2 separate regions of the Homo sapiens genome follow, and region 1 is linked to region 2. A link is an interaction called in ENCODE POLR2A ChIA-PET data of the cell type or tissue named here. Cell type or tissue: PC-9. All regions are shown on one strand. Each heading gives the region's core, and the rest is flanking DNA. Links, peaks and the distances in the headings are about the cores only. Region 1 has its middle 17 kb from the start of GNG13. Region 2 holds the start of HS3ST6 (heparan sulfate-glucosamine 3-sulfotransferase 6).

Region 1 (9,296 bases), core at 5,207-9,206, 1.1 Mb after region 2:
GGACGGCAGGAGCCAGGCTGGTCCCACCTGCACCTGGGGGAGGCCCAGAGGCTCCAGGTGAGTTCACATCCTGTGGCCGCCAAGGAGCAGGGGCTCCAAACCACACCAGTTCATTCCCTCATGGCTCTGGAGACTCCAGAAACCCTCAGTGCTCCCGGGCTTGTAGACACATGGCTCTGATCTCCGCCTCCGTCCACATGGCCAACCCGTGTCTCATTCCTCCTCTCACCAGGACGCTGGTCACGGGACCAAGGCCACCTGGCTCCAGTCTGACCTCATCTTAATGTAATTCCTCCTGCAATGACCGTATTTGCAAATAAGGCCATATTTGAGGCTCCCTAGATGAGAATTTTGGGGGCACACTGTTCCAGGAAAGCATGCTGTGTACCTGGGGTGCCAGGTTCAAGGAGAGCCTGGAAGAACAGGCAGAGCTTGTCCCCACCCTGGGTCCCAGTGCTGCCGGGGACCCTCCTGCAGGTCCAGCCCTCCCCAAGCTCCTGGAACACCTGGGGAAGCTGAGACAGCGGCCAGCAAGTGAAGAAAGAAGGGTCAGGCCTAGCGATGAGAGGCGGCTGTCAAGAGAGGCCACTTCCGGGCAGCCGTGTGGGGAGCTGAGCTCCTCAGGGCTGGAGGGGGCGGGTAGGAGGGTCAAGAAGGGAGGAAAGGCGGAGTCAACCCCGGAGTTAAAAGCTCACAATGAAAAGGTATTTCAATGAAAACCTGACATTGGAAGACAACCCTTCCCACCCTCCCCAGCTCCTGGCTGGTCGGCAGGTAGCACCCAGCTGGCGGGGACAGGCCGCTCCTGCTCTGGTGACAGCTGTGGGTGCAGTGGGGGACACGTGGTGGATCCATACCTCCCCACCAAAGATTCTACATGAGACATTTTGAAACCAATTTAAAACATACACAAGAAAGGCCAGGTGCGGTCGCTCATCCCTGTAATCCCAGCACTTTGGGAGGCCGAGGTGGGCGGATCACCTGAGATCGGGAGTTCAAGACCAGCCTGACCAACATGGAGAAACCCCATCTCTGGTAAAAAAAAAAAAAAAAATACAATTAGCTGCGCGTGGTGGCGCATGCCTGTAATCCCAGCTACTCGGGAGGCTGAGGCAGGAGAATCGCTTGAACCCGGGAGGCAGAGGTTGCAGTGAGCCGAGATCGCGCCATTGCGCTCCAGCCTGGGCGACAAGAACGAAACTCTGTCTCAAAAAAAAAAAAAGAAAGAAAGAAAAGAATACACATGAAAAAACTGAAACATCTTTTTCACGTTTTCCAATATCCACAGCCCCCCAATGCTGCCAGGGGTCACCGCCCCATAGGTGTGCACCTGGCCCTCCCCTGCCTCCCAGGGCCTCTTCTCTCAGCCACCTGCACAAGGTGATAACGCTTTGTTCTCATGAAAAGCCACTGTGTCTGCCTGGGCATCACACGCAATCCTCACCTCCCGGGTTTGCTGGCAAGTTCGACGAGCGTGTCACACGTAAGGTGAGGCAGCCAGTGGGGTTGTGGTGGTGAAGGAGGCTGTTGGGAACAAAAGACCATTCTTCTGTCCTCTTAAATTCTGCGACTGGGGCCTGCAAATTAAACTGACAAAAGACGGATCCATAGGATGAAAAACTTGATTGACAAGCACGCGGCAGCGAACAAAAGAAGTGGGTGGTTCAGCAACGTGGAAACCACTGCCTTGTATCCTCACTAGGTCAGGGAAGGGGGCAGCAGAAAAGGCTTCTGAGGGGAAGAACAAATAGGTTTCTTCAAAAAAGACAAAAGGGCTTTTAGAAGGACAATGGAAAAAGTTTGTCTGGGCGCCTCACGCCTGTAATCCCAACACTTTGAGAGGCTGAGGAGGGCAGTTCACCTAAGGTTGGAGTTTGAGACCAGCCTAGCGACCAACACGGCAAAACCCCATCTCTACTAAAAATACAAAAATTTGCTGGGCAGCTGGGCGCGGTGGCTCATGCCTGTCACCCCAGCACTTTGGGAGGCCAAGGCAGGCAGATCACGAGGTCAGGAGTTCAAGACCAGCCGGACCAACATCGTGAAACCCCCTCTCTACTAAAAATACAAAAATTAGCCAGGCATGGTGGCACACGTGCCTGTAATCCCAGCTACTCGGGGGGCTAAGGCAGGAGAATTGCTTGAACCCAGGAGGCGGAGGTTGCAGTGAGCTGAGATCACGCCACTGCACTCCAGCCCGGTGACAGAGTGAGACTCCATCTCAAAAAAAAAAAAAATTAGCCAGGCATGGTGGTGCGCACCTGTAATCCCAGCTACTCGGGGGGCTGAGGCAGGAGAATCACTTGACCCAGGAGGCGGAGGTTTCAGTGAGCTGAGATCGCGCCTCTGCACTCTAGCCTGGGCAACAGAGCGAGACTCTGTCTAAAAAAGGAAGGAAGGAAGGAAGGAAGGAAGTTAGTTTATGATAATACAGGCATAAGCGGTGTTTCTGTCTTGGTCCCCCCAAGCAGAGATTTGGGGCATGTTTTATTCCAATTCTCCCCTCTGGGAACGGAATCACCGTGAAGAAGGAATTTGTAGCAGCCTCAGGTCCCAGGAGTTGCTGGTTTTAGTCAGAAGAGAAGCTCTGAGAAGCCGTTTTTCTGCCTCTGTTGATCTCAGTTGCCTGCAGCTCACAATACTCCTGATGCCAATGTGGCGTGGTTTCGGGTCATGAATCTCGCTCCCCTTCGAGGCCCTCAACCACAACACACCGGGCCCGTTGCTCCGTGCTGCGACCCCGTCCTATGGACGCAGATCCGCTTTTCCTCTAAGATCAGGCCCCAGCAGATCTTCTAGGAGCCCCTCAGTCTCCCAAGTGAGGATGTTTCCAAAACCCAATGAGGCAGGAACCAGGAGGGGAATGTAGGCTCCACGGTGTGGAGTGAGGGGAGGAGCTGAAATGGGTCCTCACTCTGGGAAGCCACCAACAGAGCCCAGAGGGCCTCCCCAGGCCAGGCCAGCAGCCCCCAGCTCAGGCTGTGCTAAATAAACGCAGGCCACAAGGACATGCTCAGAGGGAAACCACTCCGCTGATCGTTTCCTGAGGGCCCCGCAGTGCCGACAACACACACACGTCAGATAAGCATCGCGCCTACCGTCACTCCACCCCTTCTCCACCCCCCACTCCAGCATCTCCTGGGTTCACTCTTTCAGTGAAACAGAGCTTGTGCTCTGAGCATCTGATAAATTGTCGTAATGTCTTACACCTGACACCTGGAATAATGAATAAATTCCTTCCCCAAAAATAGGCACAAGTGTTCTTAACTCCCTGAAAGAGACTTGGGCTTAGAAAGCACAGGACCCAGAGGTTCAACATGCACTGGGGCCACCAGGGAGGACCCAACGGTGAGCCCTTCCATGACTTAACAGGAATCCTCTAAGTTGAGCTTTGTTGCTTGAGTTCACACTCAACTTGCTCTTTTTTAAGTGGGACCCACTAGTACATCCCTTTCTCAACGCCTATTTTCTGATTTAATGGAAATGACTCTAGGGAGGTGAAAAGGAATATTATTACTTCACAGTCCACGTGTATTCCATAGTAAAAGTCAGGTGGTTCTGCAACATGGAGGTCTGGCATCCTCAGGCTGTGTCCTGACAGCAAACTGGACGTGGTACAGCCAAGATGGTGAGGGCCATCATCATCACCACCATCACTACAGTCTTTACTACCATCATCACCATCACTATAGTCTTCACCATCATCATCACCATCACTACAGTCTTCACCATCATCACCATCACTAGTCTTCACCATCATCACCATCACTAGTCTTCACCATCATCACTACAGTCTTCACCATCATCACCATCACTACAGTCTTCACCATCATCATCACCATCACTACAGTTCACCGTCATCATCACCATCACTACAGTCTTCACCACCATTGTCACCATCATCTTTGGCTGACACTTACATGGCACTGACCACTTGCCCTCTCCATGTATCCATTTATCTAATCCTCACACCTGTTAGGTAGGAACCATTAGCCCCAATTCACAACTGATGAAACCAGAGCACAGAGAGGTTAAAACCACGTAGGCAGAAGGTAACACCACCAGAGTGTGAACCCAGGCAGTCTGGTTCCAGAATTAGTCCTGTCCCTGAGCCCCCCAACTCTAGGTGAGCCAGCATTCAGACACAGCAGGCTCGTGGGTGCCCAGTCAGCAAGGACTGCCTTGCTTTCCTTCCTCCTGCCTCCTTCTGCTTTGGCCTGTGTCCTGCACAGAGAAGGCTCCCCCAGGCACCGTGGGGGCGGAAGGACGGGGCAAGTGGGCGTTAAGATGGGAAAGTCTCAGTCCGGGGGCAGTGGCTCACACCTATAATCCTAGCACTTTGGGAGGCCAAGGAGGGCATGAGCTCAGGAGTTTGAGACTAGCCTGGGCAGCATGGTGAAACCCCATCTCCACTTAAAATACAAAATTAGCCGGGTGTGGGGCAGGCGCCTGTAGTCCCAGCCACTCAGGAGGCTGAGGCAGGAGAATCACTTGAACTCGGGAGGCAGAGGTTGCAGTGAGCCGAGATCACGCCACTGCACTCCAGCCTGGGATAAAAAAGCGAAACAGTCTCAAAAAAAAAAAAAAAAAAAAAAAACGGGGAGGTCTGGCTCATGTCACTCACCCGCAGCTGGAGCACCCCCGAGGAGCCCCACTCAACAGTGGCTTCTCTGAAGATGAGCCACAGAAGTTCAGTTCCTGGGGAGCAGGGCTGGTTCTTTCCTGCTTTTAATGCTATAGGAAACCTCGGCTGCTGGGGAGGCTGCGGGCGAGGGGCCGCAGACAGGCCGAGGGTCTGCAGGAAGCCGCGAGTCGACAGGAGAGAGGGGATGAGAGGCGCGCTGAGCAAAGGCGGCGAGAAACGCTGCCGTCACCTCCTGCCCGGGCCCCGTGGGGCCGCCCGGCCGCCGCCACGCAGACGTGGTGTGTAAAACCGTGGGTCAGCCCGCGTCTGCTGGTCGCCGGGGAGCAGAGGCTCGTTAAGACCGTCTGTTAAAAGCCAGCGGCTTCCATCGTCACTCAGCTAAAAACGTGTCAGTGGAGAGCGGAGCCAAACGTGCTTTTTCTAGGGGAGGAAACAGGCTTTTCACACACCGGCTGTCGCCAGGACCAGGTAGGTGTGAGGGCCTGGCGGGCGATGGTGGGTGGCAAGGGGATGGCCGGCAGTGGCGCCAAAGCGTTGCGTCTTGCCAGAGCCTCCCTCCTCGCCTCCCGGTCAGATCCTCACCCTCCCTCGCCACCGCGCGCCTGCAGCCGCACTCGCCCCTCCCAGCCTTGGCCGGAGCGTCCTCCAAGGTGCGGTGCGAGGCAGCAGACAGAGTCCCCATGCCAGCCACCCTCCCCTTCTCGCTCCGTCTTGCCAGGCGACTCCGAGTCTTCAGCGGCAGAACGTGGTCCTCCCTTCGGGGTCCCTGAGCTGCAATGCAGCCGCTTGAGGCTGGGGACGGCTCCAAGGAGCCCCCAGTCACCAAGAAGCAGCCTCCAGAAAGGCCGCTGCGGGTTCCGGGGAAAGGCGGCCTGAACGTGCATTCCCGTGAGACTGCCTGGAGGGGCGAGCTCTGCTGCGGGGCAGGGGGTGCCTGATGTGGGCTGAGGCCTGTGCAGAGAAGCCAAGAGGACACCTGGACCCTCCGCCGAGTCCAGCCACCAGAGACCCAGAGCCCCCCACGAAAGCAGAGCCTCGGGCCGGGCCCTGTGGCTCACGCCTGTAATCCCAGCACTATGGGAGCCCGAGGCGGGAGGATCACGAGGTCAGGAGACTGAGACCATCCTGGCTGACACGGTGAAACCTCATCTCTAATAAATATACAAAAAATTAGCCGGGCGTGGTGGTGGGCGCCTGTAGTCCCAGCTACTCGGGAGGCTGAGGCAGGAGAATGGCGTGAACCTGGGAGGCGGAGCTTGCAGTGAGAGGAGATCGCACCACTGCACTCCAGCCTGGGTGACAGAGCGAGACTCCGTCTCAAAAAAAAAAAAAAAAAAAAAAGAAAGCACAGCCTCTGCTCCCTGCTGAGGAGGCCCCAGGCCAGGGGAGGGGGGCTGCCCCACGTGTTCCCGCTGGGTAGACCCCTGCCCCCACCCACAACAAATGGGGCACAGCAGGTGTGGAGGGGGCAGCCTTCTGCACCCCTCCTGGTGCTCAGCTCTCTCCCGGGACCCCTGCACCTCCCAAGGGCACCAGGCCTCCCCTGGCCCCGTGCCTTGTTGGCTTCCAGGCCTGACCCTACGTGACCTCTTCTCTGGGGTTCCCCTCACCTCCTCCCAGTGCCAGGGGAGGGACACGGGTGCCTACAGGGAAGGTGACAGGTCCCTTCTAGCCTCGAGAAAAGTATGGTAAGCCCCGGTTGAGGGACCTTCTAGGAAATCCCGACCTTCCTCCTCAAAACCGCCCAGACCACCAAAACCAAGGGAAGTCCAAGAAATGGCCACAGCCCAGGGGGGTTCACAGCCCAGGGGTGCTCAGGCAGCCAGACGGGAACTGTCCCAGGATGGGGAAAGGCCCCTCGGTGAAGGCCGAGGACTCCGGTAAACTGCGTCGATCCTGGTTCACGCCAGTGTGGGGTGTCACCTCCACGGGACCCTGCGGGGAGGGCACAGATGGGGGCTCGGCTCTGTCTCCTCAGTGTTTCAGAAAACCCACAGCTGCCCAAAAGAAAACCTGTTATTTGTTTAAAGTACTAAGATTCCTGTCATCCCAGCACTTTGCGAGGCCAAGGCAGGAGGATCGCTTGAGACCAGAAGTTTAAGACCACCCTAGGCAACATACTGAGCCCTCGTCTCTATCAAAAAAAAAAAAAAAAAACATTAAAAAATTAGCCAGGCACGGTGGTACCCACCTGTGGTCTCAGGAGACTGGGGCAGGAGGATCACTAGAGCCCAGGAGAGGTCAAGGCTGCAGTGAGCTAGGATGGCGCCAGTGCACTCTGGCCTGGGTGACTAAGGGAGGCCCTGTCTCAAAAAAATACATTTTTTGGCTGGGTGTGGTGACTCACACCTGTAATCCCAGCACTTCCAGAGGCTGAGGCAGATGGATTACTTGAGGTCAGGAGTTCAATACCAGTCTGGCCAACATGGTGAAACCCCATCTCTACTAAAAATACAAAAATTAGGCGAGCGTGCTGGCAGGCGCCTGTAATCCCAGCTACTCGGGAGGCTGAGGCAGAAGAATTGCTTGAACCCAGGAGGCAGAGGTTGCAGTGAGCCGAGATCACACCACTGCACTCCAGCCTGGGTGACAGAGCAAGACTTTGTCTCAAAAAAAACTTTTTAAGGTAGCACGATTCACCCATAATGACATCAGCCCAGCATTTCCACCAACCTCAAAAGAGAAGAGACGGGCCTGGCTGAGCCCCAGCAGCCCACGTGCCACACTCCGAGTTTCTGCACAGCCTGGCTGTACTCGCGGGCCCCCATCTCGGCCCCACTTCTCCTCAGCTGCTTCTGGGGTTTCTGTGAGTAATTCCCCAACAATTCGGACCTCAGTGACTCTGGACTGAGGAGTCTCACCTCCCAGAGTGACTGTGGTTATAAATAGGATTTTCTCAAGCTGGTTTCTACTCTGAAAACTGTAATAACATATGTCTGATCCTCGTCTTCAACAAAAAGATTTAAAAGCAGCAAAGCATGGCCAGGCATGGTGGCTCACGCCTGTAATCCCAGCACTCTGGGAGGCCAAGGCAGGTGGATCACTTGAGATCAGGAATTCAAGACCAGCCTGGCCAACATGGTGAAACCCCATCTCTACTACAGATACAAAAAATTAGCCCGGCGTGGTGCCGGACGCCTGTAATCCCAGCTACTCGGGAGGCTGAGGCAGGAGAATCGCTTGAACCCGGGAGGCGAAGGTTGCAGTGAGCCGAGATTGTGCCACACTGTACTCCAGCCTGGGCAACAGAGCAAGACTCCATCTCTGAATGAATGAAGCAAAGCAACGTTGGTAAAGACCCCACAACAGGCATCTGGCGGCTGTGTCCAGACCATGCTTCTCAAAGGGGACCCAGAAAGCTTCCAGGGTCCCCGAGGTCAAACCTGTTTTCCTGACACTTCTAAGAACGGTTTCCTTCCCATTCTTATTATTTTTTTTTTGAGACTGTGTCTCGCTCTGTTGCCCAGGCTGGAGTGCGATGGCATATGGCATAGTCTCGGCTCCATGCAACCTCCACCTCCAGGGCTCAAGTGATTCTGGTGCCTCAGCCTCCGGAGTAGCTCGGATTACAGGCGTCCGCCACCACGCCTGGCTACATTTTTGCATTTTAGTAGACATGGGGTTTCACCATGTTGCCCAGGGTGGTCTCAAACTCCCGCCCTGAGGTGATCAGCCCACCTCGGCCTCCCCAGGTGCTGGGATTACAGGCCTGAGCCGCTGCGCCCGGCCTCCTTCCCACTCTCCTGAAAGTGTGGGGCGGAATGTTCCGGAGGCCACCGGCTTGCAAGCAGACGCAGACATGAGAATCCAGCACAAAGTCACGCCTTCTTTTTCTTCCCACTACATTTTTTTTTTATGGGGAAACAGTTGCTTTTCCTTAAAATGCTATGTTCACGTGCAATGGATTTATTGCTATTTTTACGTGAAAAGGTGAACATTTTTAAATGCTCTGTTTCTGGTAGAGTGAATGTCCACAGCGGCCGCCCACGTAAACAAAAGCCCGAATGGTTTTAGGATTGTGAAGGGTCCTGGGAGCCGGGCTGGGCCAGCGTTGGGTGAGGATCCTTCCGGAACCCGGGGTCACGGGGACGATCACACGGACCTGTGGCTCCACCCGGTGGTGACGGCGAGGACGGCGGGAGACCCCAGCGGGCAGGAGCGCGGCCCGAACCGCGCGGCCCCGGGGATCCGCCCAGGGCAGGCAGGCAGGGGTGCCCCGGGCGCTGGGGGTTCGGGGCTGGCCGTCCTCCGCGGCGGGGCGGTCCTGCGGGTCGCAGGGTCCTGGGCGGCCTCCCCGGGCTCCACCAGCCAGATGCCTGCGGCAACACCAGCGGAGATCACAGACGTCTCCAGATGCCGGCCAGCGTCCCCCGGGGGCAGAAGCGCCCAACCCCGTGAGAGCTGCCCAGTCCACAACACAGACAGGACGGTGCCGAGGGAGGCGTCAGCACGGAGCAAAACATTCGCACATGATGGCCGAGAGCTCCGGGCACTTGCTCCACCTCCACTCCGTCCCACAGGGGCTCCAAGCCGGCCGCTCCCCACCATGGGAGTCGGGGTGGACCCAGGGATGGGGAGGCCGTGTCGGTCCGGCGTCCTTGCCGGTCCCGCAGCAATAGCAGAGGGGATGTCTGTGCGGTCGCCGCCCACG
Region 2 (16,380 bases), core at 5,370-9,369:
GGGAGAAACCTTGGACAATACCCTGCTTTCAAGGGCAGAGGTCCCTGCAGCTTTCCACAGTGCATTGTGCCCCTGGTTTATTGAGACTGGAGAATGGCAATGACTTTTACCAAGTATACTGCTTGTAAGCATTTTGTTAACAAGGCACGTCCTGCACAGCCCTACATCCCTTAAACCTTGATTTCATACAGCACATGTTTTTGTGAGCTCCAGATTGGATCAAAGTGGTTGGGTCAAAGTGGCTGGGGCAAAGCTACAAATTAACAACATCTCAGCAAAGCAATTATTTAAAGTACAGGTCTTTTTCAAATGGAGTCTCTTATGTCTTCCCTTTCTACATAGACACAGTAACAGTCTGATCTCTCTTTCTTTTCCCTACACCAGCTACTCGGGAGGCTGAGGCAGGAGAATCGCTTGAACCTGGGAGGCTCAGGCTCAGCCTGGGAGGCTGAGGCTCAGGGAGGTTGTGGTGAGCCGAGATGACACCATTGTACTCCAGCCTGGGCAACAAGAGCAAATCTCCGTCTCAGGAAAAAAAAAAAAAAAAAGATGTGGTAGGGAGGTGGGGGTGGGAGGGGGCAAGTGGGCTCAGGAGGTGGGGGGGGTGCCGGCAAGCAGACTGCTTGAGTGGGGAGACGGGTGAACCGCAGGACCCCAAGGCCCCCTCACATTGAGAGTCCAGGGAGGGATGGCTGTGGGCAAGGTCTGTATGCCAGGTCACCGGAGGAGGGGGTGGTGTTTCCAGCAATGGAGCGTCTGGTGTGGAATCAGTCACCTTACCCTCCCGCTCCTGCTGGGTGATACCCCATCCTTGCGGCTGCCCCCGCGTCTTCCTTGAGGAACAGCAGACTCTGAGGGGGCAGCCCCTTCCTCCCCAGGGCACGGCCTTGCCCCTCAAGGGTTGGGTTCAGGGGCAGCGGGCAGGCCTGGGCACGGCTGGGCCGTCACCTCGGGCGAGGGATGGGGAATAAAAAGGAACTCTGTCTGAGACACCGTGATCCCTCGCCGGGGCCCAGGCCTGGCTCAGAGCAGCCACCAGGAAGCGTCTGCGGCCCGTATGGGGGAACAGACCATACTTCAGACCCTTGCTCAACCACCGCTTTCCGCTCTCTCAGTGGCAGGTGCCGCGCAGAGCCTGGCCCTGGTGGGGCTGTGGCCCCTGGTGGGGGTGGGGGCCGTGGGCAGCTCCCGGGAGGCTCCTACCCGCGGACGGGTCGGCAGGTGGGAGGAGGGGGCGTCCGGTAGGGTCGGCGAAGGCGCCGAGGCCACGTGCAAGCCCCGGCCCTCGAGGCGGCCTCCCGGGCCCGGGCGCGGGACCGTGCGCAGGACTGACCAGCAGGGGGCACGCTCGCTCGGTGCTGCCAGGCCGGGTGGTCTGCGTGCGCAGGCGCGGCGGGGGGCCTGACGGCGCTGCAGTTCCCCGGGTGGCCGCGGGGGTTGCGGCGGAGGCAGCGAGCGTCCGCGCAGAGAAACCGCCTCGGCCACGCCCGCCCTTGGGCCGGTGCTGGGGACCCAGGCCGAGGCCTCTGGTCGTCTGAGGGTGCCAGGGGCAGCTGCAGGGGGTTTGCCGGGCTTCACGAAGTGACCGCTACAGGGAGTGCAGTCGCAGCCACGGGTGCCCCTTCCAGGGTCACCGGAGGACAGAGCCAGGGGCGGGGGCGGGGGTGGCGCGGCCGGTGGGAACGGCAGGCGTGGTTGGGGGCGCGGGTGGAGGCAGGACGCCCCCAGCCCCTTCTTCAGGGCAGCTGCGTGGGACCCAGGCTGCCCGGACCTGGCCCGCCCTCAGGGCTAGATCCTAGGGTTCCACATCCCAGGCCTCTTTCCTCCGCCCACCTCTCCCCGCTACAACCCAGGCAGCTCCTGGCTGCCTTCCCCCAACCAGAGTCCTCTCTGCAAAATAATAACCAGACCAGGTCCCTCCCTCAGAGGTTCCCACAGTCCTTGCCTGCTCTGACCTAGGCTGACCCCACCTCTCCAGCTTGATTTCCTACTCCATAAATGAGATCGGTGTTGTTTATCATAATTACAGTTTGGGGTTGTTTCTTTTTTTTTTTTTTTTTGAGACGGAGTCTGGCACTGCCGCCCAGGCTGGAGTGCAGTGGCGCGATCTCGGCTCACTGCAAGCTCCGCCTCCCGGGTTCACGCCATTCTCGTGCCTCAGCCTCCCGAGTAGCTGGGACTACAGGCGCCCACCACTGCGCCCGGCTAATTTTTTTGTATTTTTGGTAGAGCCGGGGTTTCACTGTGTTAGCCAGGATGGTCTCGATCTCCTGACCTCATGATCCGCCCAGCAGGGCCTCCCAAAGTGCTGGGATTACAGGCATGAGCTACCGCGCCGGGCCTGGTTGTTTCTTCTTGAGAAGGGGGTTTCTCTGTTGCCTGGGCTGGAGTGCAGTGGCATGACCATGGATCACTGCAGCCTTGAATTCCTGGACTCAAGCGATCCTCCCAGGTCAACCTCCCGAATAGCTAGGACTACAGGTGTGCTACTACGCCCCGCTAATTTTTGTATTTTTAGTAGAGACAGGGTTTTGCCATGTTGTCCAGGCTAGTCTGGAACGCCTGGGCTCAAGTGACACTCCCGCTTTGGTCTCCCAAAGTGCTGGGATTACAGGCATGAGCCACTGTGCCTGGCTAATTTTTTAAAAAAACTTTTTGTAGAGACGTGCTCTGGCTTTGTTGCCCAGGCTGATCTTGAATTCCTGGGCTCAAGGGATCCCCCACCTCGGCTTCCCAGAATGCTGGGATTATAGGTGTGAGCTCCTCAGCCCAGTCAATTATGTTGTTGTTACTGCCCGCATCACCTGAACCCAAACCCTTTCACCTGCACCTCCAGGCAAACCAGACCCCACTCTAGAAACACATCCTTGCATTCCTAGAGTTTGTTTTTCCTTCTTCTGTTTTGTCCTTCCACACGCATCACAACCCTTCTAGAAGCTTTTCTTGGGGGCTCTGCCCCAGTGGTCCTCTCCTTCCCCCACAGCAGGGGCCTGGGTGGGCCTCCTCTGTGCATGCAGACTGGGCCCCTGTTACCCTCTTGCAGGCCTCACCCATCCTAGGTCAAGGAGCTCCTCAAAGCCATCAACCACAGCACCTTCATCTCATTCTCTCTCTCTCTTTTTTTTTTTGAGATGGAGTCTTGCTCTGTCGCCCAGGCTGGAGTGCAGTGGCACAATCTCGGCTCACTGCAACCTCCGCCTCCCAGATTCAAGCGATTCTCCTGCCTCAGCCTCCTGAGTAGCTGGGATTACAGGCGCGCGCCATCACGCCGGCTAATTTTTGTATTTTTAGTAGAGAGGGGGTTTCACCATGTTCGCCAGGATGGTCTTGGTCTCTTGACCTCGTGATCTGCCTGCCTTGGCCTCCCAAAGTGCTGGGATTACAGGCGTGAGCCACCATGCCCAGTCTTTTTTTTTTTTTTTTTTTTTTGAGATGGAGTCTTGCTCTTTTGCCCAGGCTGGAGTACAGTGGCACAATCTCGGCTCACTGCAACCTGTGCCTCCCCCGGGTTCAAGTGATTCTTCTGCCTCAGCATCTCGAGTAGCTGGGACTACAGGCATGCACCACTACATCCAGCTAATTTTTTTTTTTTTGTATTTTTATCAGAGATGGGGTTCGCCATGTTGACCAGGCTGGTCTTGAACTCCTGACCTTAGGTGATCCGCCTGCCTCAGCCTCCCAAAGTACTGGGATTACAGGCATGAGCCTCCACACTCAGCCCCAAATATATTTTAAGTGTCTCCTTTTCTCTATCACCAATGCCACCTCCCCAGCCCAAGGCTCAGTCATTCCTCACCTTCAGTACTGTGATAACCTGGTTTAGAACCTAGTTGATTCGGGCCAGGCGCAGTAGTTCGGTCTCCCAAAGTGCTGGGATTACAGGCGTGAGCCACCATGTCTGGCCCTCATTCTGTTTCTTAAATGCTGAGCCCTCGGGGTGCTGCGTACGGCAGCAGCAGATGAAGAAATGTTCACCCACTCACACCACCTGCTCCGTACTCCCCTTCAGGGTTGCACAATCTTGGGAGGGGTGCCAGATGTGTACCCCACATCTACATGGATGTGTTGGCGGTCTGGGGAATGCAGGGTCCTCAAGCCACCTATCACCCTCTCCAGGGCCTGGGCACTAAGGCTGTGGTTAACAGAGCTTGGGGTAAGAAGCCCTGGGAAGAAGGTTGGTGGGGCTTCAGTGACAGAGGGCCAGGAGGCGGCTGGGGAGGGGCTCAGGGTTACCTGTGGATAAGCTTTCTCCACTTCCAACCCCTCACGGCCCTCCACTCCCTGTCTCCTTGTAAAACCTTGGAGGTTATTCATGGTTCAGCCCCTGACTTCCTGTCTTACCGAGTTTCATCTCCAGGACATTTATAAGCTACTCTTGGCTTCGAAGGGTTTGGTGGCTGCAATGCAGGAGAGGGGAGGAGAGGGTGGCCAGAACCAGGTGGGCTGGGTGCCAGGACCCCTGGGGTCTGCTTCCAGCCATGGACTAGGCCTGCTGGCCCTGGGCTTCCCCTTCCACCTCAACTCCATGGCCTTTTTGGTCTCGAAGTCTCTCTCGGAGTATGATTCTTTGCTGGGCCCCAGAACTCCAAGCCGGGGAGCCCCTGGTGTGTATCCAGGTCTAAGGCGAGGGAGGGCAACTGGAGTCAGAGAGAGGACAGCAGTGACCAGCCTGGGAGATGAGGGATGGAGTCCTGGCTCTCGGCCAGAGGGGTGGGGGGAGGGGGAGGGGTTGACTTTGAAGGCTGTGAAGCCTAAGAGGGGCGAGGCAGGGGTGGGGGTTGGGAAGAGGAATTTAGAGCTCTCGGCCTGACTGCAGGTTCTGAGTCCTCCTGAGCGTTGAACCGAGTAAGACAGGCCACATGCCTGTCTGGTCCACTGCGGGGGTGAGGTGCTGCCCCCGGAAGTAGGGCAAATGGAGGTGCCCTTGCTGGGGATCCTGTCTGCTGGCCAGGGGGGACTAACTCTTCAAAAGGGGCTTACAGGCAGGCGCGCACGGTGGCTCGTGCCTGTAATCCCAGCACTTTGGGAGGCCGAGGCAGACGGATCACCTGAGGTCATGAGATCGAGACCATCCTGGCCAACATGGTGAAACCCCATCTCTACTAAAAATACAAAAAATTAGCTGGACATGGTGGCACATGCCTGTAATCCCAGCTACTCGGGAGGCTGAGGCAGGAGATTCACTTGAACCTGGAAGGCGGAGGTTGCAGTGAGCCGAGATCGCGCCATTGCACTCAAGCCTGGGCAACAGAGCGAGACTCCCTCTCAAAAACAAACAAACAAACAAAAAACAGAAGGGGGCTTACAGGCTCCAAAAGTGGTGTGGGGTGTCACTTGGGGCTTTCCACACTGTGTGAAGGTGCCTGGGGCCTGGCTGCAGGCCTCTGAACCCCCCTCCACCTGTGCCCACGTGCACACTCACAGAAGATGTGTACACTCACCAGGGTCCACAGACAGGCACACAGAGTCCCATCTCCTGTGCAGCGCATGGGACTCCTGGGCCTGTGTCCAGTCCCCTTGCTCCTGACGAACATGCTCCTGGTGGCCTTCCAGTCCATGGAGACCATCGACAGGGCTGGACAGACCTGGCCACAGAGGACTCTCTTGGGGTTGATTGAACGCTGCTCTGCCCTCCCCACAGGGCTGGGAGACTTCCATGCCCAAAGGCCTGGCTTAGGGCTATGAAACTGGAGGAGGTGGGGCTGGGGGAGGGCAAGGAGAGCCCTGTTTCTGTGGGACCCTCCTCTTGTCCTGTTCAGATCCACCCTGGAGATAGAGGCACAAATGGGACTACCAGCCTGGAAGAAGGATTGCTACATTGTTTTTTGTTTTGTTTTTTTGGAGACAGTGTCTAGCTCTGTCACCCAGGCTGGAGTGCAATGGTGCAATCTTGGCTTATTGCAACCTCTGCCTCCCAGGTTCAAGCGATTCTCCTGCCTCAGCCTCCCAAGGGGCTGGGATTACATGCACGAGCCACTGTGCCCAGCTAATTTTTGTATTTTTAGTAGAGACGGGGTTTCGCCATGTTGGCCAGGTTGGTCTTGAACTCTCGACCTCAGATGATCACCCGCCTCAGCCTCCCAAAGTACTGGGATTACAGGTGTGAGCCACTGTGCCCGGCCTGATTGCTACATTTTTATAAATTGAACTGGCCAGGCTGGTGGGCAAGAGGCAGTTTGCAGGGCCCAGTTATTCATGGAGGTTGGGGGAGGGAACAGGAAAGAGTAGCAAATCGCCTTCTCTCTGTGCTGATTCCTCCAGGAAGACCCAAGGGAGAGGATTGAGGGTGGCTGGAAGCAGGCTGGGGCCACCCCTCTGCAGGAGAGGATTCTGGCTCCTCTGGCAAACCCTGCAACCCCAGGCAGGCTCCCAGCAGGCAGGGGACTGAAGACAGTGGGGAAGCGTCCTTCCCGATGCTGGGAATCTGGTCTGCCTTGGCAAATCCTGGGAAGCCCCACAACCCTTCTCTGTCACAGTGTCCCTGGGTCACCAGGAACAAGATCCAGGGTTCGGCAAGCCAGGCTTGCTTGCCACCGTGAGGCCAGTGATGCCTTTGTGCTCCAGCCTTGTCTGCAGGGAAGACGGAATTATGAGATAGGTCCTCAGTTTCCCCAGCGCGGGAGCAGCCTCCGAGCACCCCTTCTGTGGCCCCTGCCGCACGTTCTCTGGGTCCTTGTCGTAAAGAACATTCACCAAGCACTTAGGAGCTGGGTACAAAGGGAGGTGGGGGTGAGTGTCAACTTTGTTTAATACAGTAGGGAAGTGAGGATCACAGGCCTGGACTCCTGCTAAGGTCACCCGCTAGGAGGGGGCAGAGCTGGCTGGTTTTTTTTGAGATTGGGTCTTGCTCTGTGGCCCAAGCTGGAGTGCAGTGGTGCAATTATAGTTCACTGCAGCCTTGACCTCCTGGGCTCAAGAGTTCCTCCCACCTCAGCCTCCTGAGTAGCTGGGACCGCGGGTGTGCACCACCATGCCTGGCCAATTAAAATAGTTTTTTTTCTTTAGAGATGAGATCTCCCTATGTTGCCCAAGCAGGTGTCAAACTCCTGGGCTCAAGTAATCCTTCTACCTCAGCTTCCCAAAGTGCTGGAATTACAAGCGTGAGCCACCACGCCCGGCCACAGTGCTGGCCTTGAATCAGCCTTGAAGGTCCCTACAGCCTTTGCTGTTACCGTTGCCCCATCCTAGCAAGGGGCTCCTGCCCCGCCTCGGTCCCCACCAGGGTGAACTGGGAACAGCGGGCCCTCGGGGAGGGTAGGATGGGGGACTGGCCTCTCTGAGGGGCCCCTCCCTGGGAGGGAACCACATCCTTTATGAGCTCGGGCAAATCAGGCATCTGAAGTGGAAAAACCCCACACAAATCAAGGACAGCTGGGCCCGCCCTCTGGCGGCAGCCCCCTCCGCTTGCTCCCCTCGCAGGAATCCTGGCAGGAGGCACGGAGCGGGGCAGAGCCAGTCTCAGGGATGAAGGGTGTGGTTCTCAGGGAGGGAGTTCCTGGAGCTCCTCCTGGCTGTGTGAAATCTACCCTAGCTGTCTTCGGCGGAGGGCGGGGCCGCTAATCACTTTCCAGAGTGGGGCCGCGGTCCTGCCCTCGCTTGTGAGGGCCCAGGCTGGGGCTGCCCACCCCGGGGAGGGGACAGACTGGGAAAGAGGTGGAGAGGGGTGTCAGGGAGGGACACACACAGACACACACACACAGTCACTTAGTTGCTCAACAAACATGAGCTGTCATCCTGGTCAGGCGTGGAGCCACAAAAGGGATCAAGACTGACCCCGTCTCTGCCCTTGTAGAGATCATGGGTAGGTGGAGACAGGGATCAAAATCACCCACAAAGAAATAGTTACAGACTGTGAAGGGGGCACAAATGTAGCCAGGACGCTGGTTGAGGATCTGACGCCGGGCAGGGCATTCCTCCTAGCACGGCCTTGCTCCCCAGGACTCCCCACCTCTTCCCCTCTCCATCCCCTCCTGCCCTGGCCCTCCTTGTCACCTCTCCAAGGGACAACGTTTACTGGGCCCAGCAGCTGGGGCAGCACAGCCCATCTCCCCTCCCAGATCCTCTCCTCCCAGCCACTACATCAGGCCGACCATCCACATGTTCGTCAGCTGGAGGGTGGACAGACCATCTGCCTGGCTGTCTGGCTTATACAGGGGTCAAGATGAGCTCGGGCAGTGTGGACCCTCAAAACCCCTGGGGCCTTGGGAGATCCGGCTAGGCAGAAGGAACTTGTTGATGTCTGTTTCTTGGCGGAGGAGGACATTCAGACAGAGAGCAGGAGGCGAGGGACCCTCTCAGGGTGCAGGGACAGCCCACACCCTTTGTCCCTACAGTCTGGTTGCTCAGGTGTCCTGGGGCAGAGGGAAGGAAGTTTGTGTGTGAGGAGCATGGAGAAGAAGTTCCTGAAATTATCAGATTTAACCTTCATAAGGCACTCAACACAGAGTTACCATATGATTGAGCAATTTCACTCCTAGGTATATTCCCTAGAGACATGAAACGTATGTCCACTCAAAACCGTATACCTGAATGTTCATGGCAGCGTTATTCATAAGAACCCCGCAGTGGAAACAACCTAGATGTCCATCAACGAATGAGGGAATCAACAAAAGGTGGTCCATCCATACGATGGAGTATTACTCAGTCAGGAAGAGGAAGGAGGTACTGGCACATGCCACAGTGTTGATGAACCTGGAGAACATGCTGAGTAAGAGACCCAGACACAAAAGGACGAACATTGTATGATTCTCTTTTTTTTTTTTCATTTTAGAGATGGTGTCTCACTCTGTCTCCCAGGCTGGAGTGGAATGGTGCAATTTCAGCTTCACTGCAACCTCTGCCTCCCGGGTTCAAGGGTTTCTTGTGCCTCAGCCTCCCGAGTAGCTGGGACTACAGGCGTGCACCACCACACCTGGCTAATTTATTATTATTATTATTTGAGATGGAGTTTTGCTGTTGTTGCCCAGGCTGGAGTGCAATCGCGCGATCTCGGCTCACCACAACCTCTGCCTCCCGGGTTCAAGCCATTCTCCTTCCTCAGCCTCCCAAGTAGCTGAGATTACAGGCATGCACCACCACACCCAGCTAATTTTTTGTATTTTTAGTAGAGACAGGGTTTCTTCATGTTGGTCAGGCTGGTCTCGAACTCTCAACCTCAGGTGATCTGCCCACCTCGGCCTCCCAAAGTGCTGGGATTACAAGTGTAAGCCATGGCGCCTGGCCCACACCTGGCTAATTTATGTATTTTTGGTAGAGACAGGGTTTCACCATGTTGGCCAGGCTGGTCTCGAACTCCTGACCTCAAGTGATCCACCTGCCTTGGCCTCCCAAAATGCTGGGATTACAGGCATGAGCCACTGTGACTGGCCATATTTCTTTCTTTCTTTCTTTCTGTTTTAGAGATGGGCTCTCACTCTGTCGCCCAGGCTGGAATGCAGTGGTATGATCATGGCTCACTGCAGCCTCGTACTCCTGGGCTCAAGCGATCCTCCCACCTCAGCCTCCTGAGTAAGCTAGGACTATAGGTGCATACCATCACGCTTGGCAAATTTTGAAATTTTTTGTAGAGACTGGTACTCCCTATGTTGCCCAGGCTGGTTTTGAATTCCCCGCCTCAAGTGAACCTCCTGCCTCAGACTTCCAAAGTGCTGGGACTACTGGTGTGCGCCACTGTGCCTGGCTAAATTTAAAATATTTTGTACAGACGGGGTTCTCGCTTTGTTGCCCAGGTTGGTCTTGAACTCCTGGCTTCAAGCAATGATTCTCTTTTTGTGAAATGTCCAGAATAGGCAAACCCATAGAGACAGAAAGTAGATTCGTGGTTGCCAGGGGCTGTGGGAAGGGGAGAAGAGGGCGTCATTGCTAATGGACACAGGATTTCTTTTTGGGGTGATAGAAATGTTCTAAAATTGATTGTGATTGCACGACTATGAATATACTGAAAACCATTGATTTGCATGCGACAAATGGCTGGATTGAGTGGTGTGTGAATTACATCACAATAAAGCTGTTACTCTTCAGAGACTCATGCGAGTCATGACTGAGGTCTTCATTTTACAAAGGAGGGTCTGGTGGCTCAGAGTTGGTGGGAGCCTGAGGAGGAGGCGGGGCTGGACCAGCCTCAGGCCAGACTCTAAGCCCCGCCCCTGTTCCCGCAGGGCCTTAAGCTCCACCCCATCCTCTACTGCCCGGGCTCTCTGCTGCTGAGCCTTCACCCACACGGTTCCTTGGCCTGGAATGCTGTTCTCCTCGTCTTCACCTGGCCGTCACCTCCAGAAAGCCTTCCCGACCTCTCCTCCCACGTATACCCTTCCACTGAGCGACATTAATGGAATGTCCACTGCGTGCCAGGCTCTGTTAGGTGCTGGGGATCCACTGGTGAATGAACAGCCCCAGTGCTGCCATCCTGGGCGCCCCGAGGTGTGTAGCCACCGTCAGCCGAGTGCCTGATGGAGGGAGGGGTCAGCTTCCAGGAGAACCCTCCGAGCCGACTCCTGGTCCCTGCATCTCTCTCTCCCTGTCCCCAGTCCATTCCACATCCTGCTGTTCTGCGTTCTGGTCAATTCCTCCTGGAAAGTCCTTCTGCCCTCAGCGGGGACTAAGGATAAAGCATCCAGCAGAGAGACGGCAGCGGAAAGGCCAGGAGATGGAAATGACCATGCTGGGCTGGGCAGGGGGCTGGAGGAGCCATCACGGAACCAGTGCTGGAATTTCAAGTCCTGAGTAGGGACTGCTGAGACCGTGGGGATGGCTGAGACTGTGGGGACGGCTGAGACCGTGGGGATGGCTGAGACCGTGGGGACTGCTGAACCTGTGGGGACTCCTGAGACCGTGGGAACAGCTGAGACCGTGGGGACTCAGACCGTGGGGACGGCTGAGACCGTGGGGACTCCTGAGACCGTGGGGATGGCTGAGACCGTGGGGGCTCCTGAGACCGTGGGGACTGCTGAGACCGTGGGGACTCCTGAGACCGTGGGGATGGCTGAGACCGTGGGGGCTCCTGAGACCGTGGGGACTGCTGAGACCGTGGGGACGGCTGAGACCGTGGGGACTCCTGAGACCCTGGGGACGGCTGAGACCATGGGGACGGCTGAGACCGTGGGGACTCCTGAGACCCTGGGGACAGCTGAGACCATGGGGATGCTGAGACCGTGGGGACTCCTGAGACCGTGAGGACTCCTGAGACCGTGGGGACTGCTGAGACTGTGGGGTGGATGCTGCAGGGTGGGACCCCAGCCCCCACCCCGAGCCAGCCCGTTGGGAACAATACCGTTTCAAGCTAGACCAGAAGAAGAATTTCCTGTGACCCAGCATAAGCCAGCATGCTCTCCTCGCATTGTGCCCGCTGCCTGCCCACGGGGCTCCTGCAGAGGCTTGCCCAGATGAGCAGGTGCAGCCCGCATGTCTGGAGCCGGGGCTGGGGGACTGGTCAGTGGTCTTCACCCCGTCAGCCCCGTGTGGCCCCCTCTGGCCAGGGCTGCTGCTGGGTAGGAGCTCCGGAATGTCTGTGGGTCGTGGAGGCCTTCGGCCCCTTGAGGCAGCCCGGCTGCTGGGACTTGTCCAGATGCCATCAGGGCTGGAACGGCTCATTAACGCAGCAGAGCCCAGGACAGGGGCCGCAAGCCCTTGGCTGGGAAGAGGCTGGGCCTCTGCCGGGAGCCTGTGCCGTGCCTGCCTGGCGCCAGCCCTGTGGCCAGGAAGGCTGGGGCAGAGGTGGAGAGAGGACCCGGGTCTCATACCACCTTTGCCTTCGGATGGGGCAAGTTGCTCGCCCTCTCTGAGCCCGGCTCGCCTCCCCTGCCTTCCCTGCAGGCTGCTGCTGGGCGTTGGGGATGTGAAGTTCCCGCAGTGTCTAGCGGCCCCCGCAGGTCCCACCCGAGAGGCCCCTGAATCTCACGCCCCTCAGAGGCAGCCCCTGGGGGAGGTCCTGGGCTCCTTCTCTTCCCCAGCACAGGGGTCCCTGAGTCCTTTGTACTCCAGTGGGGTCCACTTTGCCAGCTTCCGAAATGCATCACTGATGTCTCTGGGCAGTGCCAGGTGGACCAAGGCTGGGCAGATGGGGTGACTTAGTAGACAGAGTATGTCTCAGGCCTGAATTCAGTTCACCACTGGGCCCCTGGGAGGGAAACCTATTTTCTCTGAGCCTGTCCCCTCCATTCTAAAACAGTAACCAGAGGTGACTTGACCTCTCAGCGGCCAGGCTGTGACCCGATGTGTGACTGTCAGCTGGGAGTGCAGGACGCACGCCATTCCCGGCCGCAGACTCCCCCCACACGTTCTGGGATCCCTCTCTGCACACTAGGGTGCTGTCCCGGCCTCTTTCTCCCTTGGCAGGCCGAGTGCCCGGATCGACGCTTTTCCTGGGTCCCCTTGGCCTGGCGATGAGGCTCCCGCTCCTGCAGGCCAAGGCTTGGCCTATGCACCTGCCGCGCACGTCCCGGAGTGGGGTGGGGGGGGAAGGGGATCGGTCTTCAAACAGAGGGTCCCGAGGCCCGCGCGCCGCCCTGTCCCTGCCCTGCGTCCCGAACGGCCACCGCCGCCGCATCCTCCCCGCGCAGAGGTGAAGATGCCGGAGTCAAGCGAGCCAGGGCCTGGGATCTCGGAGCAGGAGCGTCCTGGTGGTCCCGGCAGCTCGAGTCGCGCCCGGGTGGTGGCGGCTGCCGGCGGGTCCAGCCCAGGCAGTGGCCTCGGAGGCGGAGTGGGCGGGGGAGGGGGAGGGGGGAGGGCGTCCAGACCCCGCCCCCGGTCCCGCCCCGCGCCCGCTCCCAGGCTGCGGGACCGCCGGGCGCAGAGCACAAGCCGGGCACCCACGGACTGAGCGGCGCGCGGGCCGAGATGCGCGCCCGCCTGCTGCCCCCGCTCCCGGGCCTGGAGCGGCGCGACCCCATGGCAGGTAGCGGCGGCCTGGGCGGCGGGGCCGGGGGCGGCCAGGGCGCAGGGGCCGGGCAAGGGGCCGCTCTGCGGGCGTCCCGCGCGCCGATGCTGCTCGTGGCCCTGGTGCTCGGCGCCTACTGCCTCTGCGCCCTCCCCGGCCGCTGCCCGCCGGCCGCCCGCGCCCCCGCGCCGGCCCCCGCGCCCTCCGAGCCGTCCAGCTCCGTCCACCGCCCGGGAGCACCCGGCCTGCCTTTGGCCAGCGGTCCCGGCCGCCGGCGCTTCCCGCAAGCGCTCATCGTTGGCGTGAAGAAGGGCGGCACGCGCGCCCTGCTGGAGTTTCTGCGGCTGCACCCCGACGTCCGCGCGCTGGGCTCTGAGCCCCACTTCTTCGACAGGTGCTACGAGCGCGGCCTCGCCTGGTACCGGTGAGCACCCTGGCCCGTCCGCCCTGACCGGCGCCTTCCTGGGGAGGGTATCGTGCGCCCCAGGGAGCAGCGGCACGATATCCTGCCTCCCAGGGAGCAGGGGTGCGCTCCGGGCAGTGGGGTTGGGACCGCCCTGTGGGGGCCCCAGGCTTGACCTGGGGTCCCGGCTCCGGAAGAAGGAATGATACTTGGCTAGGATTCCCTGAAACTTTGAAAACTGTGGGGAAAGCCCCGGTTCCGTTCTCTCTGCTGAGGGACCCAGCAGGACTGGGGGAGGCGGTGGCTTCCCAGCCCAGAGGTCGTTTCCAGCCCGTGGGATTACCTGGCAGCGTCAGAAATGCCTCTGCCGCCCGCTCACTCTGGGCACTCAGGTGTGACCGACCGCTGGCCAGGTACTGTAGAAAGGGGCCTCCAGGTTCCAGGCAGCCACCTAGAAAGCGTCCTTCCTCCCCAAGACCCCCGAGTCTGCGCACAGGAACCCTTGTTGGTGGTCCTGGGAGTCCGGAGAAAGTCTGGGCTTTGGAAAGGAGGAGACTGCCTTTAGGTGAGTGCCCAGGGTGAGTCCAGCCCCGTGCATGGGGCTCTGTGGCTGTCCTGCCTCTACCCAGGATGGACGTGGGGGTGCGGCAGCCTCAGCTGAAGCAGCCCGCGCTGGTGGCTGCTCATCCCCAAGCTTGGACCCAGCGCCTGCAGAGAGGACCCTGCCCAAGGCCAGTTGGGGAGTCAGTGGGGGTGGCAGGACCCAGACGCTTCTCCAGGTGCTCCAGTTTCTCCGTTCCCGATCCTCTGATCCTCTTCCTTCCCTGACGCCTACCCCTATTTGTTAACTTTGCCTTTTGTACTAAAACTACTCTTGGGTTTGGAGGGCAGGCAGGAAGGGGCTCCGTGAGAATAGGGTGGCTCGCTTCTGAGATCTGAAGGGCTGGTGCCAGTGTGGGGTGCTGGGGAAGTCAGGTGGTGGCTAGGGGACATGGAGTCCATCCCGGGGCTCACCTGGCTGAATTGGGCATCCTCAGCTCAGGCTCCAGGGAGAGACCTCACTCCCCTGACGGCAGGCAGGGGTCAGAATGCATCCCTAATCCCTGCTGCAGGGAGGAGGGTAGGAGGGGCTACCAAGCTAGAAGCTGGGGAGGAGGGGAGTGGCGAGACGGGGGAGGAGGGGAGAGGCGGGAGGGGGAAGGGGAGAAAGGGCTTTGGGTTAAGGATGCACAGTTAACTGGAGTAAACACTTCAGAGCCACCCCTGAGCCCCATGAGCTTTGACAGCAAGAGACTGGGGGTGGGATCTGAGCTGGGCCGTGAGGAGCCACAGGGGAAGCTAGGGTTGGGTTTAGCCCTAAAGGGTTCTGGAAGAGCCCAGGCTCCTGAGGCCAGTCCAGGCCCGCCCTGGGCATGTGTCCAGCGCTGGGGGATCAGTTTGGGGAGGATGAGAGGCAGCCAAGGCCAGGCCCAACTTGGGAGTCAGCTCCTTAGCCTGGGGGTGGGGTTCCGGGGACACTGACGTGCCCAGGGTTGGAGGGGGGTACAGGAGAGTGACTGCTCTGGTAGATTCTTGACGTCCTCATTTTTTAGAAGGGGGAGGGGTGGGTGTGGAGAATTCCAAGGGGTCAGTCCCGTGGCTTCTGCCTCATTAATCTGGTATTGTCCCTTGGACCAACTGTGCTGACCCCTCACTGGGCGGTGCAGAGCCAGTAGAGCTGGGCCTGCTGAGCTTCCGCATTGCAAGTGTCCTCATGCTCTCCGAGGGGCCGTGGCCACGTGGGGCTGGTGTGCTCCTAGGTGCCTGTGCCTCCGTCCTTTCAGCCTGCTAGGAGCCTGCAATGAGCCTCTGAAAGTTCTCACCCTGTCTCAGTTTCCCCAACTGCAAGGCAGCATTGTCTGCTCTTGAGACCCTGGACTGGGCCCCCAGTGCCTGCAAGCTCTGTTCTGGGTGCCGACGCGGGGAGGCGAGCAGAGTAACCAGGGCCCCCAGTTGAGTCTCCGGGCCACGGCTCCCACTGGGCTGTGACCGACCTAGTTCCAGGCGGTGACCCGGCCTTCCTGTGGCCTCGGCAGTTGGGTCCTGGATTGACTTTGGCCATAGGCCCTCCTTCCCTCCTCTCCACCGTCAGTCAGCTCATCCAGGCTCTTGAGGGGCCTCCCACTTGGGGACTGTAGCCCACTAGTGCCCCCGAGCTCAGCACATGCTCAGCCGTTCCCCCACTAGTGAAGCACCTGTGTCTGCCAGGTGTGGGGGTCACGCAGACTCCCCAAGGTCTCGATCTGGGAAGGGTGCCCTGTCTGGGGGCAAATGGGGGCTGTACTTTGACCATCATCTTTTAGAAAAGCAAGAGGAGGGTGGGGCACAGTGGCTCACGCCTGTAATCCCAGCCCTTTGGGAGGCTGAGGTGGGCAGATTACCTGAGGTCAGGAGTTTGAGACCAGCCTGACTAACATGGTGAAACCCCATCTCTACTAAAAATACAAAAATTAGCCAGGCGTGGTGATGGGTGCCTGTATTCCCAGCTACTTGGGAGGCTGAGGCAGGAGAATCGCTTGAACCCGGGAGGCAGAGGTTGTAGTGAGCTGAGATTGTGCCACTGCACTCCAGCCTGGGCGACAAGAGTCAGCTGGAGTGCAGCTCTGTCTCAAAAACAAACAAAACAAAAGAAAAGCAAGAGGAGGCAAGGAGCGGGGTGGGTAGGGGAACCCCTTAGTTCCTGGTTTGCAAGAGCAGTGGGTGCAGGGAGTGGGGTCTGAGTATGTAGTGGGGAAGAACCCGGTCTCCTGTGGGGGATGCAGTCCCCCTGCACTTTCTGGCTTTGGCATCTGCCAGGCCCTTTTGGCATCTGCGAGTCCCAGGCCTGAGGTGTGGGGCAGGAGGAGGGAGGCTGAGATGGAGGAGGGAGGGTCGCCCAGGGCTGGATGAAAGCCGCAGGGAAATGCACACCAGATGAGGTGGGCTCCACAAGGAGGGGGGCAGTCCTCAGAGCAACTTGTCAGATGTTTGTCACACGGGGGTCCAGTCCTGCTCCTCTCCCTCCTCCCCCGTCTCTCCCACCCTCATCCACACCTGGGCTAGGATAGGCTTCGGATGCCTGGGG

The links. Peaks named below come from ENCODE experiments on the same cell type or tissue, not always from the same donor. Only the 100,000 strongest peaks of a DNase experiment are listed, where the experiment ranks them.
Region 1: POLR2A ChIA-PET joins it to region 2 with 12 read pairs; 1 of 35 experiments calls an interaction of 5 or more read pairs at or near these places.

Annotation. Positions count from the first base shown.
Region 1 is chr16:813,303-822,598 of GRCh38, reverse strand. No RefSeq gene overlaps it. Among named protein-coding and RNA genes, the nearest start is that of GNG13, 17 kb to the right of the region's middle. RefSeq lists an enhancer at 4,959-5,459 and a silencer at 8,798-8,877. In PC-9, for the core only: no CTCF peak of the experiment used is centred there; a DNase peak (open chromatin) is centred at 6,968.
Region 2 is chr16:1,914,829-1,931,208 of GRCh38, reverse strand. It overlaps HS3ST6 (heparan sulfate-glucosamine 3-sulfotransferase 6), which reads left to right and starts at 12,794. Exons shown (of 2, transcript NM_001009606.4): 1 at 12,794-13,298. The coding sequence starts at 12,886. RefSeq lists enhancers at 10,007-10,301, 10,450-11,013, 11,014-11,575, 11,576-12,139, 12,140-12,701. In PC-9, for the core only: a CTCF peak has its summit at 7,403 (motif pointing left); a DNase peak (open chromatin) is centred at 7,438; H3K27me3 peaks cover 401 bases.